3 separate regions of the Homo sapiens genome follow, and regions 2 and 3 are each linked to region 1. The links are chromatin contacts, found by Hi-C or POLR2A ChIA-PET in ENCODE. All regions are on one chromosome and are shown on one strand. Each heading gives the region's core, a stretch centred on a gene start or an enhancer-like site at or near the end of the contact. The rest is flanking DNA. Distances are from core to core; before and after follow the strand shown. Region 1 has its middle 61 kb from the start of MIR3681HG. Region 2 overlaps MIR3681HG (MIR3681 host gene). Region 3 overlaps MIR3681HG (MIR3681 host gene).

Evidence for each region. Hi-C counts contacts between places; a loop is a spot of excess contacts on that map. ChIA-PET counts read pairs that join two places held with the same protein, here RNA polymerase II (POLR2A). Pooled maps may share reads with other maps.
Region 2: a loop to region 1 is called in a pooled map, with 7 times the contacts of the local background. The contact joins two enhancer-like sites. A Hi-C loop is called at or near these places in 5 of 37 single-sample maps with no recorded cell type and 8 of 50 pooled maps.
Region 3: a loop to region 1 is called in a pooled map, with 2.1 times the contacts of the local background. The contact joins two enhancer-like sites. A Hi-C loop is called at or near these places in 1 of 37 single-sample maps with no recorded cell type and 2 of 50 pooled maps. POLR2A ChIA-PET finds 5 or more read pairs at or near these places in 1 of 52 experiments (PC-9).

Annotation. Positions count from the first base shown.
Region 1 is chr2:11,943,994-11,947,741 of GRCh38, reverse strand. No RefSeq gene overlaps it. Among named protein-coding and RNA genes, the nearest start is that of MIR3681HG, 61 kb to the left of the region's middle. Within about 2 kb of position 2,086, at least 5 of the 41 ENCODE cell types and tissues checked have a DNase peak (open chromatin) inside an H3K27ac peak, as active enhancers do.
Region 2 is chr2:12,499,345-12,503,369 of GRCh38, reverse strand. The region is part of intron 4 of MIR3681HG (MIR3681 host gene); the gene reads right to left. Among named protein-coding and RNA genes, the nearest start is that of TRIB2, 220 kb to the left of the region's middle. Within about 2 kb of position 1,454, at least 9 of the 41 ENCODE cell types and tissues checked have a DNase peak (open chromatin) inside an H3K27ac peak, as active enhancers do.
Region 3 is chr2:12,553,263-12,556,873 of GRCh38, reverse strand. The region is part of intron 4 of MIR3681HG (MIR3681 host gene); the gene reads right to left. Among named protein-coding and RNA genes, the nearest start is that of TRIB2, 160 kb to the left of the region's middle. Within about 2 kb of position 1,757, at least 5 of the 41 ENCODE cell types and tissues checked have a DNase peak (open chromatin) inside an H3K27ac peak, as active enhancers do.

The sequences.
Region 1 (3,748 bases), core at 837-3,336:
TCCAGATGGGTATGAATCTCAATCTCTTTCTAGCTGCATGGTCTTGGGCAGTCCATGTAACCTCTCCGAGCTTCTATTTCCTCATCTATATAATGTCCATAATAATACCTGATATGGTTTGACTGTGTCCCCACTCAAATTTCATCTTGAATTGTAGTTCCCATAATCCCCATGTGTGGTGGGAGGGACCTAGTGGGAGGTCATCGAATCATGGGGGTGGTTTCTCCCATGTGATTCTCATGATAGTAAGCTCTCATGAGATCTGATGGTTTTAGAAGGGGCTTCCTCCTTCTCTCAGCTCTCATTCTTCTCTCCTGCCATCTTGTGAAGAAGGACATATTTGCTTCCTTTTCCACCAAAATTGTAAGTTTCCTGAGGCCTCCCGGGCCCTGTGGACCTGAGTCAATTAATCCTCTTTCCTTTATAAATTACCCAGTCTCGGGTATATCCTTACAGCAGCATGAGAACAGACTAATACCTACCCTAGTTATCCCACAAAATCATTGAGTAGGTGTCATATGAGTATTGGTTATCATGATTGTCATAATGAGACAATTTGGCGAGATGAGGAAATGAAAAATATTAGGAAAACCAATCATTGCAATGGGGAAATAAAAACAAAACCAAATGTATGAGTTTCTCCCTACCTCATCTGCTGTTCTGGCCTTTTCAACAATTCGAAGGACCTACCTGCTAAAGCCCATCTTGGTTTCCTGATGGAAGTGATGCTGTGAGAGATCCACAGAATGTCATAGATAAGAATACTGCTAACTAATGGGGAAATGCCAGCAGACCATGCACTCTCCCCTAAGCAGTCCCAGAAACACAGAATTTCCTGAACCCAAGCCTTCCTCCATCCACCCAGGAAGGTGAGGGGTTTGGGGACACCATTCCTAATAAAAGCCTTATCTGTGTGCCTGACGCTAGGCTAAGATTTTCACATACATTTCCTTATTTAGTCTGTACAATTGCTCTGCAACATAGATATAATTCTCTAATATAATAGTTAAGAAATGTGAAGCCCTTTAGAAGTTAAGAAAGTTGCCTAAAAGCTCACAGTTAGAGTCAAAGCTGAGATTCAGATCTTGCTTTGAGTCAAAGTTAGTGTACTCCCATTTCCACATCATCTCCCAAGTCAAACCCGAACAAGCCACGACCAAAGGATTCCATGCTCTGCAATAAGCATTTATAATTTCACCTTCAATTCTTCCATTTATAGGGGAAAGCTTGCATGTAATTAATTTAAGGATGATTTCTCCATAAATTATACTTCAATCTAGTTCTATATTTAAATAATTAAGTTTGAAACAGAAAGACTAATGAAACTAATGGTTACCAAATTACTCGATTTTGAAAATCATTGATTTTCTCATTTGCCTGCTAAAATTAATCAATCTCATTTACATATACAGATTGCATTTGCTTTAGCTTTGAGATATTTGTTTTCCAAGTTTTTCCACCAGTTTCAAAATCCACTTTAAAAAAAACTCAGTTCTATTTCAATTATGCTTATTTGCATGGAAACCAAAGCCTTACTGCTCTAATTAATAATATTATGATTGTTCCTTTTATTTGAATACAATGTCCTTGTAACTTAAAGAATAAAGATTCAACCCAGCCAAGCAACTTTAAAAATACATATGGAAATGATCAGTATAATACAATTTCTTTTGGTAATAAGATAAATAAAAGCAAATTCTCCTGTTACAAAACACACAAAAAAATCCACTTTACAAAATACCTTTTTAGCAATTTCTACAAAACAATACTCTAAGATCTTATGACCATGTCATACTAAATGTCTATATATATGATGAGAAGGTATTTCCTGGAATGACTAGTGGGTGGGATAAGCCTAAAAGGATTTCCAAGAAATACAGAAACATAAGGATCCAATAATTTGAAAAAGGATTAAAAATATTCTAAGACTTTCAAAGTGCAAATTACCACGTACAAATTTGGTGGTTATAATAAGCCTTTTCTTTGCAATAAAATGAAAATTTAATAGAAAACGTATAGGAAGTGCAACTATTGAGTTGTGAAACTTTTGTTTCAGTTTTACTTTTCATATGCGGGCATGTAAATATGAGTGTACAGGCTGGGTACGATGGCTCAAACCTGTAATCCCAGCATTTGAGGAGGCCAACGCAGGTGGATCACTTGAGCCCAGTAGTTCAAGACCAGCCTGGGCAACATGATGAAACCCCATCTCTACAAAAAGTACAAAAATGAGCTGGGCATAGTGGCATATACTTGTAGTCCCAGCTACTCAGGAGGCTCAGGTGGGAGGATTGCTTGAGCCTGGGAAGCAGAGGTTGAAGTGAGCTGAGATCATGCCATTGCACTCCAGCCTGGGTGACAGACCAAGACCTTCTCTTAAAAAAAAAAAAAAAGAGGTTATAAGAGTGTGTGTGTGTCCTGAGTCATGAGTCATGGTCATGAAAGAAAATGTATTTGTTACTGTGGACTAAGGTCAAAAGTTTAAAAACCACTAACCCAATTGATCCATTGACCAGATGGAGTTTTGAAGGACTGATATTTTAGAGACTTCTGAAAATAATAATAGACTTTGTCATCAGACAGCTGGGTTCAACTCTCAACAAGTAACTCAATCTACCTAAATCTTGGTGTCACATTTGTAAAATGAAAATAATAGTAACACCTCACAAGTTTGTTTTGACATTAAAAAAAGATAATGTATGTGAGGTGTTTAGCACAGTGCCTGGCATATGATAATCAACAAATCTTGGCTATCATTTTCTAGAACTGCTGGAGAGCTTCTTTGTCTCTGATTAAAACATACCCCCTTCAAGGTGTATTCATTTCCTCTGAGTGACATCTGTCACCTCTTTAATGAGTTTTTTACCTTTTGTCCATGTTCAGTTGCTCCTCCAGACAGCCAAGGACCAGAGGCAGAATTCAGTGACCAACACTAAACATGAGAAAGAGCAGCCTCTCAGCAGTCCATGTGCATACTGATCCCCTGCTTAGCTTCAGACTCCATGTCAGTCGAGGTGAAGAAATAAAAAGGAGGTGAAACTGGCCCAATTGTCCCATAGAATTGATGTATGGTTTCTTTTGAATAAACACAGAAATTGAACCTTCCAGTCTTAAAACTTCAGAAGTTTACTTTTGTTTTATCGGAGTTCCTTTTTCAGGAAATCAACCATCAGTCCTGCCAAATAGTATCAAGGAACTGAAACTCACTAGATCACAGTATCTGGACAATGAGATGCCAGACCCCTCACCTGTCATAACTGCCTAATCAACCACCCACTGCCTGTTGACCAGCTCCTCTTCCTTACCTCTCACACACGGTTACATTTCTTTCTCCACTATATAAACCCCTAATTTTAGTTGTTGGGGAGACACATTTGAGACCGATTTCCCATCTCCTTGGCTGAAACACCCGATTAAAACTTTCTTCCCTGGTAATACTCATTGCCTCAGTGATTGACTTTCTGTGTAGTGAGCAACAGGACCTACACTGAACCCCTCGTGTTTCAGTAACAAAGGGTCACACATCCCTGTACCTCCATCTTATGCTACTTTTTTTTTTTTTTTTTGAGACGGTGTCTTACTCTGTCGCCCAGGCTACAGTGCAGTGGTGCAACCCTGGCTCACTGCAACCTCTGCCTCCTGGGTTCAAGCGATTCTTATGCCTCAGCCACTACAGTAGCTAGGATTATAGGTGTGCACCACCACACCTGGCCAACTTTCATATTTTTAGTAGAGACGGGGTTTCACC
Region 2 (4,025 bases), core at 205-2,704, 560 kb before region 1:
AAATCCCTTCAATTTTTATAAAATAATTAACATACAGGAATGGGAAAAGCACGTCACTAATAACGGAGAGAAGAGCCCTTAAGTTTGAAAGGTAGGCTCCTACTGAGGGGCCTGAGAATTTAAAGGGTAATTGTTCGATAAAAAGAGAATCATGGCTGCCATGTTATCTATTTCTATGGCATACTTATTTAAAACCGTCATCTAGAGAGCACGATTAAAGTATGTTAAACCCAAGTCATCTGTTTCCTTTTCCCTGGATTTTTGGGTGATTCTTTTGACAATTCTGGGTCCCACTGACTTAGACTTGTGGTTTTAAGCTATTATTGGTGAACCTCAAACCAGATGTTTCACGTGGGAGAGAGGCAATGTGGGAAGGCATGGTGGCATTTACATGCAGAGGCAGAAAGGTTGAATCAGCAAAGATTTCTGAGTCGTCTCATGCTCAGATATGACGTGCAGAGCAGTATCGTGGGGGCCACACCACGAATCTGGGAACCTGACTTCCAGGGCCAGCCCTGGTTCTGTCTTGCTGTTGTGTGGCTTTCAAGGGGCAAGTTACTTCCTCTACCTCAGGCCCTATGTCCTTCATTTGAAAGCTTTCTGCCAGTTGCCAATTCTCTAATTCCCTTTTCAATTCCAAGTTGTCTGATGTCAACTTTGTGTCCCATTTGCCCCCTTCCAGAATGTTCTTGCACACACCTCGGTCTGGTAACTCATTTCTTGAATTCTTTAGTTCATAGATTTGTATACATTCATCTTCTCAGCAGCAGTGCCTTCCCCTGACTTCCTGAGTCCACACATTATTCAAGCTTCAGTTACTCTTTCCCTCAGGGAGAGACTTTGGTTGACTTCTGGTCATGTTCTAATTCACCAATACAAAATTTTGATTCCTTAAGAAATCTAAATTCATTAAATATTAGGCTTATGCAGGATCCTCAGAAATCCACTAATTTTACATGGAGAGTAAATGAGGACGGCATAGACTTGACAGATAATAGAGATTCCACAATTTTTTTCAATTGTGTTGAATATATTTCTAGAACTTAATAGAAAACATCTATTTAGAATTTCCCTCCAAGACATAAGTTTTCTCTTCTTCCTAGCATTCCCTCCTTACTATTAGAGTTCATGGTAACCTTGAGAAATTAAAATGTTGCAAAGCCCATGCCCTCACCTCCACGGAGACACTGATAGGGAGGTGGTGTAAAGAATACTGGGATTAAAACTCAAGCTCTGTCTCTGACATTCATTCACTGTATGACCTTAGGAACATCAATTATCTTGTAAGGGTAAACTCTCTGTTTCCTTTTTCCTACTTCTCTGTTCAATTCCTAAGTGTGAAACCACTGGCGTATGAAGGCCCTGTGTAAATTGCAAGGAGCTGTACAAATGCAAGCTACTTTTGATAGGCAGAGAGGCCAAGTGCCTGCATGTGATGTAGTAGTTGCATGTGTGTGTAAGCAGGGGGTGTTATATATTTCACAACTGCTTGACTGAGATATAATTCACATGCCATATAATTCTTCTATTTAAAATGTATTTTTAATCAGTGAGATGTTCACTTCTGCCAAATTTATGTGGCACTAAGGCATCTTCTTTTCTTTTTATTGGCTTTATTGTATAGCTGGTTTCATCCAGGCTCATAGAAGCAAAAGCTCTGTCAGGTGACCTGGTTTGCAAGGCCCCAGCACCCCCGGCTTTCGGTATGAGTCGTCCTGATGTTCTTTTGCCTGTTCAGTCAGTGGAGGGGCAGGAAGGGGAAGGGTGGAGGAGAGTTCCCACCCTTTCCTGCCTAACAGCAGAGACCTCAAACCTGCACCAGCAAACAAAGGAGTAAGGGTTTCATGTATTTTGTGTTTCTTATTGCCTGATCCTAAACTTAAAACCATCTTTCATCTTGTTAAATTGTCAACTGTCCTTCTTTCTGTGTTTTTAAAATTATTTTAACAAGTCAAAATTGCCTGACTACTTGCAAGAGTACATCAGTAATACAAAATTACTACCAGAACAGAAAGTGGCATCAATAAATATCTGCATCCTATTCAGCTTTAGACAATGATTGTTAAAATTAACCATTGTTACTAATTTAACATGTAACTTACGACATGGAATACCTTTTCTCCCTACTAAGGCAAAAAAAAAAAAAAAGGACTCCAATTGGTCTTGACAGTACATGAGCCATTTTTATTGGAACACAGCATTATTTTTCAAAATTAATCTTGTTCATCACATCTAAAGTGGCTCCAGACCAAAACATAAGAGAGCTGCCAATTGATAGATCATTGACAGTGCTGGCTGCACTGTGACAGCTAAGACAGAGCCCCCAGGTAGCAGGGAGGTGAAAGGCCCTGTTGAGAGCTGAAGCTCAAACTTGTAGACTCTTTGTTCCTCTAACTCTCTCTAGCTTGGATTCTTCAGTCCTTTCTCAGGAGCTCAGTTTCCTCCCTAAACATTGGAAGAGAGTCAGGGTCTCTTCAATGCCCCGTGAGTTGTGGGAGGCTGCATTTCCACAATTCTAAGACCCAGCAGAACAAGAAGATGCACAGCCCCCATGTGTCTGCAGAAAAATGGGTGCCTATAGGCATGAAAAGTCAGACATGTCGAGACTTATCTCATTCCTTTCACCTAATTTTATAAATTCAAGGACATTTCCCAAGCTTTCTGCATATTCATAAAGAACACAGCAAAATTTGTCATTAAGTTTGATCGCCTCTTCTTTCAGCACCTGAGACTGTCTCCTTTCCACCCATACACCGTCAGATGTTACTTGGCATTAATGGAGTTTTGAGTCTATACCAGAAACAGATGAGGCAAGTTTGCTGTGTGGTATAAAGCTGACCCATGCTCTCTGACGTTGAGCAGCAAATGAGGACATATACATATATATGCATTTTTTCACAGTAAAGAAGCCATTTTTATATCAATTATTTCATCGGATCCATACTGCTACTTTATGAGGTTATGATATGAACGAGATAACGGAGGCTCTAAGACATTGGGCAGGCTGGGTGCGGTGGCTCATGCCTGTAATCCCAGCACTTTGGGAGGCCGAGGAGGGTGGATCACCTGAGGGCAGGAGTTGGAGACCAACCTGGACAATGTGATGAAACTCTGCCTCTACTAAAAATACAAAAAAAAAATTAGCCAGGCATGGTGGCAGGTGACTGTAATCCCATGTACTCGGGACACTGAGGCAGGAGAATTGCTTGAACCCAGGAAGCACAGGTTGTAGTGAGCCGAGATCACATGAAAAATGCACTCCCGCCTGGGCAACAGAGAGAGACTCCATCTCAAAAACCAAAAAAAAAAAAAAAAGAAAAAAGAAAAAAAAGACATTGGGCAACTAATGGAGGGGCGGCAGCAGAGCAGGGGGTGAACCAGGTGCCCTGGCTCCCGAGTCCAGCCTTCTGTCCAAAGCACCTTCTTCCTTTGGACAAATGCCAAAGCAGCTAAAATGCAGAGCAGATGGTACATAAAAAGTAAGTGCTCTGGGGGCACCAAGAAGGAAGGTGAAACCCAAAGCTTCCTCTTAAAGACAACGCTTGTCCCTTAGTTATATATTTATCTACAGACCTTTGCACAGAGCCTGAACAACGGGAGCATCATGAATGCTTGTTGAGGGGATGCTAAGAGCATGATGAGATGAGGAAGGTCTTACGAAGGAGGTGACATTGAGATGGACAAATAATGCTGGCACTTTGGAGGCAGGGAGGGCCTTTCCAAAGTTCTACAGATAAATGATGAATGGAAAATAGATACTCCAAGCATGAAAAATTAATCCATGTAGCTGGAGAGCTGGGATTATGAAGGGGAAATGAAGAAGCAAAATCCACATTATATTTGCTGAGAAACGTAAGTGTTCAAACAAGAAATTTGAACACTGTTCTCTAGACAATGAAGACCCTAAATCTAATGGTTTTGAGTGAAGTATTGACGTTTTCATGTGAGCAAATAAAAGATTAATTACAATAATCAGGCATTTAGTGGGCACATGGACAGGCATTTCTCTGGGCATATAGAGATTC
Region 3 (3,611 bases), core at 508-3,007, 610 kb before region 1:
TCTCTGCATCATTGGTGAGGAAATGGAGACTTCCATGATTTTATTAACTTTATACAGCTTTAAGGCAAGAAACTAGGACACAAAACCACGTAAGTCTGTCTCCAAAGTCTACAACCTTTCACAGCAGTGTACTGGGACTGGTGACTGAGAGGACCACATGCAACCCCACTTATCAGGGACATGTTTTTTCCTCTCTGGAAATGACAGAACAAAGATTACAAAGGCTGAGAGATATTGGCCTGAGGAGTGGGACGTTCACTTAGCTCCTTCTTTTCTGTAAACACTTATAAATTGGACTGACATTTTTCCAAATATTCTCCTGTAAACGGCAGGTAGATCGTTTCTGCTATTGATTGTCTTATTTATAGCTAACAAAATGCATACATTAGTTAGGAGAGAGGAATGAAAATAGTCTGTCAATTACTTTTGTGCTCACAAACTATGCTAGACATTTCAAGTTCTTCATTCAAAATTCCATAGCATCTGTTTAAGATAGTAGCTACTTACTTCATCTCACAGGTGTGCCACTAAGGCTTAGAAAGGTGAAGCATCTCGCCAATGTCACATAGGTAGTAACTGGAAGAATCAAAGCTTAATCCAAAGTTGCTTGGCTGCAAACTTATTTTTGGGTTTTCAAATGTGCACTAAAAGCACTGGCTAGGCTGGTTGGGGAGAAACCGAAGAAGAGGAACTCATGTAGAACAGGGAAACTATTGGACCAGCCAAAGCTGCTTAACCTTTTCTGCTGTAATAAAATGTTCAAGGGTACCATGGCCTTAGTCAGCGGCATCTGAATCCACTCTTACGAAGCTGTGATTCTGTGACATGCTTGATAGACACTTATCTGAGTCTATCAATTAAAGCTTCAGCAAACTCTGTCCAGATGTATTTTCATCTATAGTTTTAAGACAAATTATTATTTAATGTCAGTCTTTTTTCCTGTAAATGTGTACACCATGCTAAGTGCTTTACATGCTTAGCATCGGTCAATCTTCACAACAGCTCTGTGCTGTGGCTTGTTATCCTCATCCAACAGATGTGAAAACCAAGGATCCTTCCAAGCTTGCACGGCCAATTTTGGTGGAACCACAATTAAGATGCAAGTTGGTTTAACTCTGAAACCTGTGTTTCTTCATGAAATTGTGCCACGATTTCATTAGGAGAAGCCCTCTTGCAGGCCCCTTTCGTATTTAACGAATAATCCATACTTCATGGTTTCTGCTGCTTTTCTTTTCCTGGAGGATTTTATTAAGAAATCCATTTGTCTTTGCACCCTGGGAGCTGCTTCCTCCTGCTGTCTGACTCAGGCTTTTCAGCCTATTTGCACCTCAAATCCCTCATTAGGGAATCCAGGCTGGGGAGAGTTCTAGGCACAGTTTAAAAGGTTTTGCTCCCCCCACCCTGCCCGCCCACCCCTTCCTATTTTTGCTTTTATTTTTAACTGCACTTCTTTCTGACAGGAACTCTGTTTGTCCTGACTTGAGTCTGATGTTATGAGTCACTGGGGAGATATAATATGCTGATTGCTGAACCAGGTTATTATTTTTTCTTTTTCTATGACTCATTCTCTTCAAAATCTCTAATTTATGATAAAAGTCAGTAAGATGTAAGCACAGAAAATGTTCCTAATGGGCTGTCTTATTAGGTTTGGGCCCACTTTGTCTAGTTTAACTCTTGAGATGAACAATGTAATTCAGTGTCCCCCTTAGAAAGATCTGGGGCCGGTGGGCCATGGCTCCTCCCACACCACTGCCAGGCAGGGCAATGAGCAGTGCTAGGGCTCCACTCATAGGAAGAGTTCAACCTGTGGACCCAGTTGAAAGAAGAGAAAGCTTCTGATGAGATACTACTAGTGCTGCCCACATATGTGCATCACAAGGACATAGAGCCATAAAAACCTATCCTGCTTTACAATGTTTCTAATGAAGGAACATTATAAGTCATCATCCCCTTAAAATGCCACCCCAAAATGGGGCAAACGCATATGCAAAATACAAACATAGCTCACAAGATGACAGTGTAAACTAAGAAAATCTACTCAGACGTAGAAAGAGATGGGGATTTTTTATGATCCACTTTGTTATGTAAACAAAGAGTCAGACTGTTAGACCAGGACAAGATTTTCAAGGTCTCATTCAATGCACGACCACTTTTCATAGCCCCTTGGACAGATGCAGCCAGTAATGGGGAGCTCCCTGTGTTCTCAACTATTTAACCATTTGAAGTTCATTGGTGAATAATTGAACACTTACCCTGTGCCCCGATGTCTCCTAGGAACCAGAGATGCAAATGTGATAATGATGTCTCTAAACTGCCCTGGTCTTAGGAGGACAAACTCCTGACTCTTCTTCAGCAACCCCCGCTGTGTCCCTTCTTAGCCTTGCCCAAGCCTGTTTAACCTGCGCCGGACCCACAGCATGAGGCTGAGGCAGCTTCTAAGCTGCTATAGATGTGGCCTTTAGTCCGCTGGGTTGCTCTTTTGTGTCAGCCTCTGCCTGGTGACACAGCTTGTCAGTGCCACTGCTTGGGATCTGCCGCAGTGCAGCAGCTGGAATGAATCACACGCCTCTTCCAATTTCAGTGGTCTTCTGTTGTTATGGACTGAGTTCTGTCCCCCTAAAATCCGCATGTGGAAGTAGTCGTAACCCAATGTGACTGTATTTAAAGATAGGGTCTTTAAGGAGATAATTAAGCTTATTTAATTTTTTATTCATGTAAGTTTACAGGATATAAGTGTAATTTTTTTGCATGTATAGATTACATAGTGGTCAAGTCAAGGCTTTTAGGGTACCCATTGCCTGAATAGCATACGCTGTACCATTAAGTAATTTCCCATCCTCTACCAATTTAATTAAGTTTAAATGCTGTCAAAAGAGTGGGAAGCTAATCCGATAAGACCTGTGTCCTTATTAAAAGAGGAAGAGACACCAGGAATGTGCAAACAAGGATGAAAGGTCACATAAGGACACAGTGAGAAGGTGACCATCTGCAAGCCAGGAAGAAGCCAACCCTGCTTCACCTTCATCTTCAACTTTTATCCTCTAGAACTATGAAAAGATTAATCAAGTCACTCAATTTGTGGTATTCTTTTCCAGCATCCCACGGGGGACTACCACACCTCTTTATCATCATTCTCTTGTCCAACAGAAACTCTTTTTGGGGAGATAAATGTCTTGGTCTTGGCCATCAGGCCAGGTTCCATCTTACTCCATCTAGCACCAAATGGACATCCATGTTGTTTGTCTTGATTTGGTGCAGAAGTAATGGTGGTGTTTGCATTGTGCAATTTGATCTTTGATATTGGAATACATTCTGAAACAAATGTGGTTATGTTACACATCATTCTAATGTGCATTTCTCACTTTATGTTTTTTTGCTAATGACTTATTACTTGCTGTTTATTTTATATTTATTTTAGACTATGAAAATTATGTTAGACAAAAAGCAAATTCGAGAGATTTTATTTGAGTTCAAAATGGGTTGTAAAGCATCAGAGACAACTTGCAACATCAATAACGCATTTGGCCCAGGATCTGCTAATGAACGTACAGTGCAGTGGTGGTTCGAGAAGTTTTGCAAAGGGGACGAGATCCTTGAAGATGAGGAGTGTA